Linked DNA regions of Homo sapiens: region 2 is linked to region 1. Evidence: chromatin loops called from intact Hi-C (ENCODE). Cell type or tissue: natural killer cell. All regions are shown on one strand. Links, peaks and the distances in the headings refer to the core of each region. The heading gives the core; the rest is flanking DNA. Region 1 overlaps RBPMS2 (RNA binding protein, mRNA processing factor 2). Region 2 has its middle 16 kb from the start of PIF1.

Evidence for each region. Hi-C counts contacts between places; a loop is a spot of excess contacts. Peaks named below come from ENCODE experiments on the same cell type or tissue, not always from the same donor. Only the 100,000 strongest peaks of a DNase experiment are listed, where the experiment ranks them.
Region 2: it touches region 1 in a loop (2.0-fold over the local background); 14 of 110 quality-filtered maps call a loop at or near these places.

What each region holds. Positions count from the first base shown.
Region 1 is chr15:64,764,976-64,770,342 of GRCh38, reverse strand. All of the region lies in intron 1 of RBPMS2 (RNA binding protein, mRNA processing factor 2), which reads left to right. Among named protein-coding and RNA genes, the nearest start is that of MIR1272, 5.1 kb to the right of the region's middle. In natural killer cell, for the core only: no CTCF peak of the experiment used is centred there; a DNase peak (open chromatin) is centred at 2,952.
Region 2 is chr15:64,807,073-64,812,439 of GRCh38, reverse strand. No RefSeq gene overlaps it. Among named protein-coding and RNA genes, the nearest start is that of PIF1, 16 kb to the left of the region's middle. RefSeq lists enhancers at 669-1,174, 1,175-1,682, 3,205-3,712, 5,236-5,367. In natural killer cell, for the core only: CTCF peaks have their summits at 2,129 and 2,329 (motif pointing right); a DNase peak (open chromatin) is centred at 2,349.

The DNA of each region.
Region 1 (5,367 bases), core at 130-5,129:
ATAACTTTCATGTAGCTATTAAGTGGGGAGGTTGGGATTTGAACCCAGAGTTTGCTCTTAACCACACAGTATACTGCTATTGTGTTTTATATTAGGGTTTTTGGTGAGACTGGAAGGCAGGGGGAGAAAGGTATCTGCAATTTTCTTTTTTTTTTCTTTTTTTTGAGACGGAGTCTCGCCATGTCACCCAGGCTGGAATGCAGTGGTATGATCTTGGCTCACTGCAACCTCTGCCTCCCAGGTTCAAGCGATTATCCTGCCTCAGCCTCCCAAGTAGCTGGGATTACAGGCGCGCACCACTACGGCCAGCTAATTTTTATATTTTTAGCAGAGACGGGGTTTCACTGTGTTGGTCAGGCTGGTCTCGAACTCTTGACCTCCTGATCCTCCTGCCTCGGCCTCCCAAAGTGCTGGGATTACAGGCGTGAGCCACCGCGCCCAGCCGGGTATCTGCAATTAAAGTTTCTAATGGCTGAGTTTTGGGTGATGCCAACCAGAAGCCCAGAGGCTGACTCCGGACTAGTTTCCTTTGGGCTGGTGGCATCCCAAGATGGGTGATGGGAGCTGTCAGCCCCTGCCAGGAGGGGCCTTTTATCACAGATATGATTTAGAGTTGCCATTGCACGAAGATAATAAACAAACCAAGCCAGTTTTATTTTATTTTTATTTATTTATTTATTTTTGAGATGGAGTCTCGCTCTGTCGCCCAGGCTGAAGTGCAGTGGCGCGATCTCAGCTCACTGCAAGCTCTGCCTCCTGGGTTCACGCCATTCTCCTGCCTCAGCCTCCAGAGTAGCTGGGACTACAGGCGCCCGCTGCTACGCCCGGCTAATTTTTTGTATTTTTTAGTAGAGATGGGGTTTCACCGTGTTAGCCAGGATGGATTTTATTTTTTAAATTCTTTTTTTTTTTTTTTTTGAGACGGAGTTTCGCTCTTGTTGCCCAGGCTGGAGTGCAATGGCGCGATCTCGGCTCACCGCAACCTCCACCTCCTGGGTTCAAGCAATTCTTCTGCCTCAGCCTCCCAAGTAGGGGGATTATAGGCATGTGCTACCACGCCCAGCTAATTCTGTATTTTTAGTAGAGATGGGGTTTCTCCATGTTGGGAGGCCTCGGCCTCCCAAAGTGCTGGGATTGCAGATGTGAGCCACTGCACCTGACCTAAATTCTTTTTTAAAAAATCTATATCCTTACACATCTTGCATATTTTTAAAATTCTTTTTTTTTTTTTTTTTTTTTTTTGAGACGAAGTCTTGCTCTGTCGCCCAGGCTGGAGTGCAGTGGCACGATCTCTGCTCACTGCAAGCTCCGCCTCCCGGGTTGACGCCATTCTCCTGCCTCAGCCTCCCAAGTAGCTGGGACTACAGGTGCCCGCCACCATGCCCGGCTAATTTTTTTGTATTTTTAGTAGAGACGGGGTTTCATCGTGTTAGCCAGGATGTTCTCAATCTCCTGACCTGGTGATCCACCCACCTTGGCCTCCCAAAGTGCTGGGATTACAGACATGAGCCACGGCGCCCGGCCTTAAATTCCTTTTTTTTTTTTTATAGACGGGGTCTCTGTTGTTGCCCAGGCTGGAGTGCAGTGGCATGATCATAGCTCACAGCAGCCTCGATCTCCTGGGCTCAAATGATCTTCCCACCTCAGCCTCCCTAGTAGGTAGGACTACCAGCACCATGCCCAGCTAATTTTTTTTTTTTTCCTCGAGACAGAGTCTTGCTTTGTTGCCCAGGCTAGAGTGCAGTGGCGCAATCTCGGCTCACTGCAATCTCTGCCTCTTGGGTTCAAGTGATTCTTCAGCCTCATCCTCCCGAGTAGCTGGGGTTACAGGCACCCGCTACCACACCTGGCTAAGTTTTGTATTTTTAGTAGAGATGAGGTTTCACCATGTTGGCAGGCTGGTCTCGAACTCCTGACCTTAGGTGATCCGTCTGTCTTGGCCTCCTAAAGTGCTGGGTTATAGGTTTGAGTCACTGCACCTGGCCTCGGCTAATTTTTTGTAGAGACAGTGTCTGCTTTGCTGCCCAGGCTGCTCTCGAACTTGTGGCCTCAAACGATTGTCCTGCCTTGCCTCCCAAACTGCTGGGGTTACAGATGTGAGTTGCCACGCCCAAGCAGTTTTATTTTAAATTCTCTACAAATGGCACACTTACTTATTTCCTGTACCTGGGCGTGACTACTTTCACACACTCCTCCACTACCCATTGCTTTGGGCATTTTAACTAAAGAAACGATTCTTGCTCTAAAGAGCCATTTGGCTGATATTCTGGGGGACATTCTTTTGTGTCTCGTTATCCCTTCCTTTTCCACATACGGGCAATCTGTTTAGTCTGCCCCAGAGAGAACCAGTTTCTAAATCCCACTCAAGGAGGCCAGCCAGGCATGTTGGCTCATGCCTGTAATCCCCTGCATTTTGGGAGGCCAAGGCAGGAGGATCACTTGAGCCTGGGAGTTCAAGACCAGCCTGGGCAACATGATTAAACCCCGTCCTTACAAAAACAAAAAAGTAGCTGGGTGTGATGGTGCATGCCTGTAGTCCCAGCTACTCAGGAGGCTGAGGTGGGAGAATGACTTAAACCTGGGAGGCAGGGGTTGCAGTGAGATCGTGCCACACTGCACTCCAGCCTGGGTGACAGAGCGAGACCTTGTCTCAAAAGAAAAAAAAATCCCACTCAAGGCTGGGACATGCTGGCTTCCTCCTCCCCATGTCCAGGGTGGGACTGGCAAGCGCCGTAAGTAGAGGAAGCCATGGCTGGTGGGTGCTGAGCCTTTGCTTGGCTCTCATGCTCTGAACCCTTTTATCCTTCGGGGCCTCAGGACAATCCTGCGAGCTGGAGGCAGGGTGAGTCCTGCCTGCCCTGAGTACTGAGCTCCTGGTCCAAGATTACCCAGAACTGAACTACAGTGCTGGGTTCTGGATCTGCTCTGGCATTGGTTATGGGCAGCAGCGACATCTGGTGTCACGTCACTTCCTCTGTCTTCCGCCCATGGCTGCCACAGAAGGATCCACACGCCTCTGGCAAACCATGAGGCAGTGGGGCAGAACCTGTCCCCTACACTTCAGAAATGATGCTGCCTAGCTGGGCATGTTGGCACACGCCTGTAGTCTCAGCCTGTCAGGAGGCTGAGGTAGGAGGATCGCTTGAGCCCGGGAAGTCGAGGCTGCAGTGAGCCAGTATCCCACCACTGCACTTGAGCCTGGGTGATAGAGTGAGAGCCCCTGTCTCAAAAAAAAAGAGAGAAAAAAAAAGTAAAAAACCGAAAAACTCGGTGGCTTATGCCTGTAATTCCAGCACTTTAGGAGACTGAAGTGGGTGGATCACTTGAGCCCAGGAGTTCAAGACCACCCTGGGCAATGTGGTGAAACCCCATCTCTACTAAAAATACAAAAATTAGCTGGGTGTGGCCGTGAGCACCTGTAATCCCAGCTACTCAGGAGGCCGAGGCAGGAGAATTGCTTAAACTTGGGAGGCGGAGGCCACTTAATGAGACTTGGTCTCAAAAAACAAAAACAGGCCAGGCACAGTGGCTCAGGCCTGTAATCCCAGCACTTTGGGAGGCTGAGGCAGGTGGATCACGAGGTTAGGAGATCGAGACCATCCTGGCTAACACGGTGAAACCCAGTCTCTACTAAAAATACAAAAAAAAAATTAGCCGGGTGTGGTGGCAGGCGCCTGTAGTCCCAGCTACTAGGGAGGTTGAGGCAGAAGAATGGCGTGAACCCGGGAGGCAGAGCTTGCAGTGAGCTGAGATTGCGTCATGCAGTCCAGCCTGGGATACAGAGCGAGACTCCATCTTAAAAAAAAAAAAAAGCCACCATTAAGTCAGAACTGTGGGCAGCCTATGAGGCTTCATATGCCAGAACCCGTCCACTGCCTGTCCAGGCACTGGCATAGCCTCCTTGTATTCTGCTTCTTCCCATATTCCACCCTTTGATGGAGAGAGTACGGTTACTTCTGATACGTGCCAACACTAGACAGGTGACAGGATTGTTGGGCCCTCCCTTCCTGAAGAGTGCACTGGTGGCTGTATCAGCGTTGGAGGCCTCTGGAGTGCAGCAGGGCCTGGGTGTGGTGGGAGCGTTTGCCTAGGCGCATCTGCCTTGGCTGTCAGTCAACTCACGGCCAACTGAGCAGAGGCTCTTGACTGTCACAAGCTATCAAGGCCACCTCCAACCTCCAAGGAGGACGGACAGAGCCTGACTTGGACCAGGCCATGGCAGAAGTCTGGAGTACTTCGCCCTTCTTTGTGGTTAACCAACCTCCCCCTCCTCAACTATCTTTTAGTGCAGGTAGGGGCAGGGAGTTAGGAGAGGATACTGGCATAGGAGCTGAGACCATTTTTTTTTTTTTTGAGACAGTCTCGCTCTGTTGCCAGGCTGGAGTGCAGTGGCTCAGTCTTAGCTCACTGCAACCTCCGCCTCCCAGGTTCAAGCAATTCTCCTGCCTCAGCCTCCTGAGTAGCTGGGATTACAGGTGCCTTCCACCATGCCCAGCTAATTTTTTACACTTGATCTTAGCCAAAAGGCAGAGAAGCGATCTGGCTAATTTTTTGTATTTTTAGTAGAGATAGGGTTTCGCCATGTTGGCCAGGGTGGTCTCGAACTCCTGACCTCGTAATCCGCCCACCTCGGCCTCCCAGAGCGCTGGGATTACAGGTGTGAGCCACCGTGCCTGGCCCATTTTTGAAGAACTATTGATGAAAAGGCTCTGCACCTTCCAGTTTTTGCCCAGACTGGTCCCCCCCCGCCCTTTTTTTTATTCTGACACAGGATCTCGTTTTGTTGCCCAGGCTGGAGTGTAGTGGCATGATTACGGCTCACTGTAGCTTCGAGCTCCTGGGCTCAAGCAATCCCCCAGCTTCAGCCTCCTGAGTAGCTGAGACCACTGGTGCATGCCACCATGCCTGGCTAATTTTTTTTTTTTTTTTGAGACGGAGTCTTGCTCTGTCGCCAGGCTGGAGTGCAGTGGCGTGATCTCATCTTACTACAGCCTCCACCTCCTGGGTTCAAGGGATTCTCCTGCCTCAGCCTCCCGAGTAGCTGGGACTACAGGTGCACACCAACACGCCGGGCTAATTTTTGTTTTTTGCTTTTTTTTTTTTTTTTTTTTTTTTTGAGACAGAGTCTCGCTCTGTCGCCTAGGCTGGAGTGCAGTGGCGCAATCTCGGCTCACTGCAACTTCCGCCTCATGGGTTCATGTCATTCTTCTGCCTCAGCCTCCTGAGTAGCTGGGATTACAGGCGCACGCCACCATGCCCAGCTAATTTTTTTGTATTTTTAGTAGAGACGGGGTTTCACCATGTTGGCCAGGCTGGTCCCGAACTCCTGACCTCGTGATCCGCCCGCCTCTGCCTCCCAAAGTGCTG
Region 2 (5,367 bases), core at 293-5,292, 42 kb before region 1:
CCTTCTCTCTGCCTCTCCTTCCCCCCAGCATCATCCTCTCAAGGAACTTTACCTGTGAAGCAAAGGCCAGGAAAGACTGTGTCCTCAGATAACTTCTGGATTTGAGGCAAAGAAGCACAGGGAGAGCCATATACGGTGGCTCGCACCTGTAATCCCGGCACTTTGGGAGGCTGAGGTGGGTGAATCACTTGAAATCAGGAGTTTGAGACCAGCCTGGGCAACAAGGTGAAACCCATCTCTACCAAAAATACAAAAAATTAACCAGGCATGGTGGTGCGTGTCTGTGGTCCCAGGAGGCTGAAGTGGGAGGATCACTTGAGCCCAGGGGGCAGAGGTTGCAGTGAGCCAAGATATCATGTCACTGAAACTCAGGCTGGGTAACAGAGTGAGACTCCAGCTCAAAACAAAACAAAGCAAAAATACACACACACACACACACACACACACACACACACACACACACACACACACACACCCAGCACATGGAAAGGGGCAGGCAGACAGCAAGGGAATGAACAAAGAAATAAGGAAGGTAGAGAGCTTACCCTTAGGCGACCAGGACTTGCTACCTGCCCAAGAAAGCTGCCCTCATATAGCAGGGTGTGGGTGGAAAAACTCCAACTGCTTTTTCCTGTTCTCTCAACAGCAACAACAATTAACACAGAGAGAAGACTTCTGTGACCAAATGCAGGGACTTCTTCCCATCAACAAACAAGCAATTCTGTAGCGGACACTAGCTGGGTGTCCTCTAATTTAATTCTGAAGCTATCTACCTGGAGGCAGCCTCAGATCCCACAGGTTGAGGACTCAGTCACCAAAACTGACAGCCCCTTCAGACAGTCACAAGTCTGGGCCTCTGGAACTTCTGACCGACTGGCTTCAAGTTGGGGTTCCCAAGACCCCCCTCTTTTGGTTTGATTAATTTCCTAAAGTGAGTTACAGAACTCAGGGAAACACATTTATCACTTTATTAGAAAAGGATACGTGGGGGAAGGGGTGTGGAGCTTCCCTCTGTGGGAAAGCCTTCCTCCACTAATATCCACTTGCTCAGCTACCCAGAAGCTCTTAGAACCTCTGCTTTGGGGCCTTTTATGGAGAATTCATTATGTAAGCATGATTGATTAACCATTGGTCATCAATTTAACTTTCAGCTCCCTCCCCTCCCCTGAGGTCATAGGGTGGGGCTGAAAGTCCCAACCCTCTAATCCTGCCCTGGTCTTTCTGGTGACCAGCCCCATCCTGAAGCTGCCTAGGGGCTGCCGGCCATCAGGCAATCATCAGCATACAAAAAGACACTTATCACTTTGGAGATTCCAAGGATTTTAGGAGTTGTATGCCAGGAAATGGGGATGAAGACCAAATGTATATTTCACATTCTTACAGGCTGTGCCACTGCTGATGGGGGCAGGGGGCACCCCTTCATTTCTGTTTCCTTCCTAGTTGGGGGATTTCGCACTCTCCTCTCCACTCTCCCACAGGAAGGCTGGAGTTGACTTTGCCAGGTGGACGAGTTGGAGAAAAGGTGTTTGGAGAGAGGAGCTACACAGTGCAAATGCACAGAGATGTGAACTATCCTTGATGGACCTATGGTCCACTTTAAAGGCTTTAATGCAAGAGAAGGTGGTATGTGGGGAGGCTGGCCTGGCCCTGAGGGGGCTGAGCCCAGAGTAGGGGGCTCAGCCCAGGGCGATCCAGTCCCCAGCTGGGAGGCAGGCAGGGGGCCAGGCAAGAGGGGCGGGGCGATGGCCCTCAGAAAGATAATCTTATGACCTGACTTGTCACAGTTCCTGCCACTTCTCAAAGACATTCACCCTTGGAGGGGGAGTCCCACTACCTGCTGTCCCTCCACTTGCCTCCTGTGCCTTATGCTCCCTCCTCAGTGTCCCCTGGGATCTGCATCTGAGGGTAGTGAGCAATTTACAGCTCAGTCTCCCTGCTAGGATGAAGCGGATCCCTTGATCCCGAGAGACACAGCTGAGATGTCTTTGTGTCCTCACAACCCTCAGCAGGATGACTTTTGAAAGCAGATGCTTCATTAAATGTTTCATAAGTGAACAAAGGCTTGGACAGTGACCTGAGAGGTAAGGAATGTTTACTCCCATTCTGCAAAGGAGGTAGCTGAGGCCTGGAGAGGTTCTTAGTGGCAGAACTGGAACTAGAATAGAACCCTGAGCCCTGTGCGCTCCTTCACCCTGTCTTCAGTGGGGTGCCAACTAGGCCTGACCCCATCCTTTCTGACGTCCTGGTATATTTTTCCCATCCGCACTGGGCTAATGATCTTACTTAACCCCCAATCCCGGAGCAGCCGGGCCCTCCCGCTCCCCATGCACTGCAGACCACTAGGTGGCGCCAATTGGTCATTCAGTCCTTTCCCAGGGAACCGCAGAGCCTTTGTCTCCCAGTCTCTGGGCTTAGGTGGGGGGTGCATGGACACTTTAGGAGGTGGGGGCTGAGTTAGTGTAGAGCAGGGAAGTTTTAAATAATCTTCCATCAGATTATCTGCTTTGTGCTCATTAACCCTCTTGTTGGTTTGTTTTTGTTTTTGAGATAGGGTCTAGCTCTGTCACCCAGGTTGGAGTGCAGTGACGCAGTCAGAGCTTGCTGCAGCCTCGAACTCCTGAGCTCAAGCAATACTCCTGCCTCAGCCTCCCAAAGCATTGGGATTACAGGGGCGAGCCACCATGCCCGGCCTCATTAACCCTCTAGTTTGTTTTTCACAATAACCCTGGGAGGTTGGGACAATTGTCCCCATTTTATAAAGAGAGAAACCTAATTTCTTTTTCTTTTCTCTTTTTTGTTTTTTTGTTTTTTTTGAGACAGTCTTGCTCTGTCACCCAGGTTGCAGTGCAGTGGTGCCATCTCAGCACACTGCAACCTCTGCCTCATGGGTTCAAGCAATTCTCCTGCCTCAGCCTCCCGAGTAGCTGGGATTACAGCTGGCTAATTTTGTATTTTTAGTAGAGACGGGGTTTCTCCACGTTGGTCAGGTTGGTCTGGAACTCCCGACCTCAAGTGATCTGCCTGCCTTGTTCTCCCAAAGTGCTGGGATTACAGGCATGAACCACTGCGCATGGCTGAGAAACCTAACTTCTGAGAGGTTAGGTGACTTGGCTATGGCCACACTGCAAGCTGTATCTGGAACCCAAGTCCCAAATAAAGGGTCCTGGGATTTTTGCAAAGTCAGCAGAGAGCCCTGAAGCCAGATTCCTGTGTTTAAACACTGGCCCCATCAGTTCCCGACTGTGTGACTGTGGTTATTCTGCTTAAATCTGAGCTCTGGTTTCATCGTTGGTGAAATGGGGATAAAGCCGATCAAACATGGATGGAGTTAGGAAGACAGAAGAGCTGGAGTCAGGCCAGGGATGCAGCAAACCCTCAAGGTTAGCTCTTATTTATTTGTCTTGATTATTGTCACCTGAAGGGGCCATCCCCCGCCCCATTAACCCCCTCTTGAGCAGCCTCTGGGGAATAACAAAGAGAATTCACAGCAGCCCAGAGTAAATGAATGCCATCTTTCACAAAGCCTTCCTTCCTGTCTGGCCTTCTGGAGGACCTGGGCTGCGCCCACCCACCATGGGGAAGGGGAGGATGAAATCTCCCCACTCTGCCTCCCGCAACACACGTGAGGTACAGGTCCCGGTCAGTTAGTGCACTTGGGCATAATCCCCCTTCTGTCTTCTGCCCATTTTCTTATGAAAGCGACTTCGACAACTCTAAAGTGGAATTTTTTTTTTTTTTTGAGACGGAATTTCGCTCTTGTTGCCCAGGCTGGAGTGCAATGGCGTGATCTCGGCTCTCTGCAACCTCCCCCTCCCGGATTCAAGCAGTTCTCCTGCCTCAGCCTCCTGAGTAGCTGGGATTACAGGCATGCACCACCACGTCCGGCTAATTTTGTATTTTTAGTAGAGACGGGGTTTCTCCATGTCGGTCAGGCTGGTCTCGAACTCCCAGCCTCAGGTGATCCGCCCACCTCAGCCTCCCAAAGTGCTGGGATTACAAGTGTGAGCCACCGCGCCCAGTCTACAGTGGAATCTTTAGACCTAGTTTACAGAGGAAGTCAAGGCTCACAGAAGGTGGGTGGCCCTAGGTCATATGGCTGTAAATGGCAGATCCAGGTTGGGCATCCAGGTATCTGAGGCCTCACCTTGGTGTTCAGGGCCTTTGAAAAAAGGACTGAACATGGGATGCTTCCTTTCCCCCTAGCTCTGTCCCCAAAACTCCACAGGCCAGACTCCATTTCCTTAAGATTCCAAGAGCATCACCTGCTGGGACAGAAATGGCAGGGGGGTGCCCCTGAGTCCTTGGCCCTGGCAGGCCAAGATGGGAGGGGTGGGGCTTGAAAGGCTTAGAAGGTGACCTTGAATAGGGAATTGGAACCCTAAATTCCTGAGGAGGCCTGGGGCGGGGGCTGTGAATGAGACAGCCAGCCCATCTCCACTCCTCCCCCGCAGCTCCAGCTCCCGCCTTCAGCCTCAGCCTCCAGGCAGATGCCCGCCCCAGGGGTGCCCCCTCAATCCCCGCCCCCAGTGGGTGTTGGGTTCAGTAAGCAGAGCCCCAGCTCACCTGGGAAGGTGCAGAGTGAGGATGGCATCCAGTTACAAGCTAGGGCTGGGAGGACAGGCAGGGGCAGCCCGGGGGCAGGGGCCAAAGGTCTGGAAACTGATGGTGGGGGCAGGTGTCAGGGGAGGTCTCAAGACAGCCCCCCACTCTGCAGGCCCTATCCCCTTGCCTCCCAGAAAACCTCCACACTCCTGGCATCTGAAGACCGGGGCGTCTCCCCGCAGACTAGGCCTGTGCTTGGTAAACTGTGCAGGGCTCTGCGCACTCCTGGGAGGTTGTTCTCTCTTGCAGCTCCACTCCTTTCTCCCTTCCGCCAAGATGGCCTCCTCTCCCGCCCCTCTACTGGGACCTGGCACAGCACTCCATGCCTATTTAAGGCAAATCTCCTGATCTCCTTTTAAATAACATTCGCTCCTTGTTGTGGAGAAAGCAAGCAGGGCCTGAGCTCGGGAAAGGGGAGGAAACCCAAATATCCCATGGAGTGGGTCATGGGGGAGCACGGGTGGGGGAAGCAGGTATGTACTCCCCCTCCCAAAATGAGCCTTGAGAAGGTCCTTTCCCCCATCCCCTGAGTCCTGCTGGTCCCTCATTGCATAGGCCCTGGATTGGCTCGAACCCCTTCAGAGGGGCTGGGGCACTCCCAGAAGGCTAGGACAGGGCAGCTCTTGCAGGCGTTGGGGGAGGGGCATGGGGGGATATATGCTTTGGCTAAAGGAGGGGCATACCCAGGAAGACCGGCAAGGGCCATGGAGGGTCTGAGGTTGGATGGACATCTGACCTCACAGCCCACCCAGTGTGAACGATGCA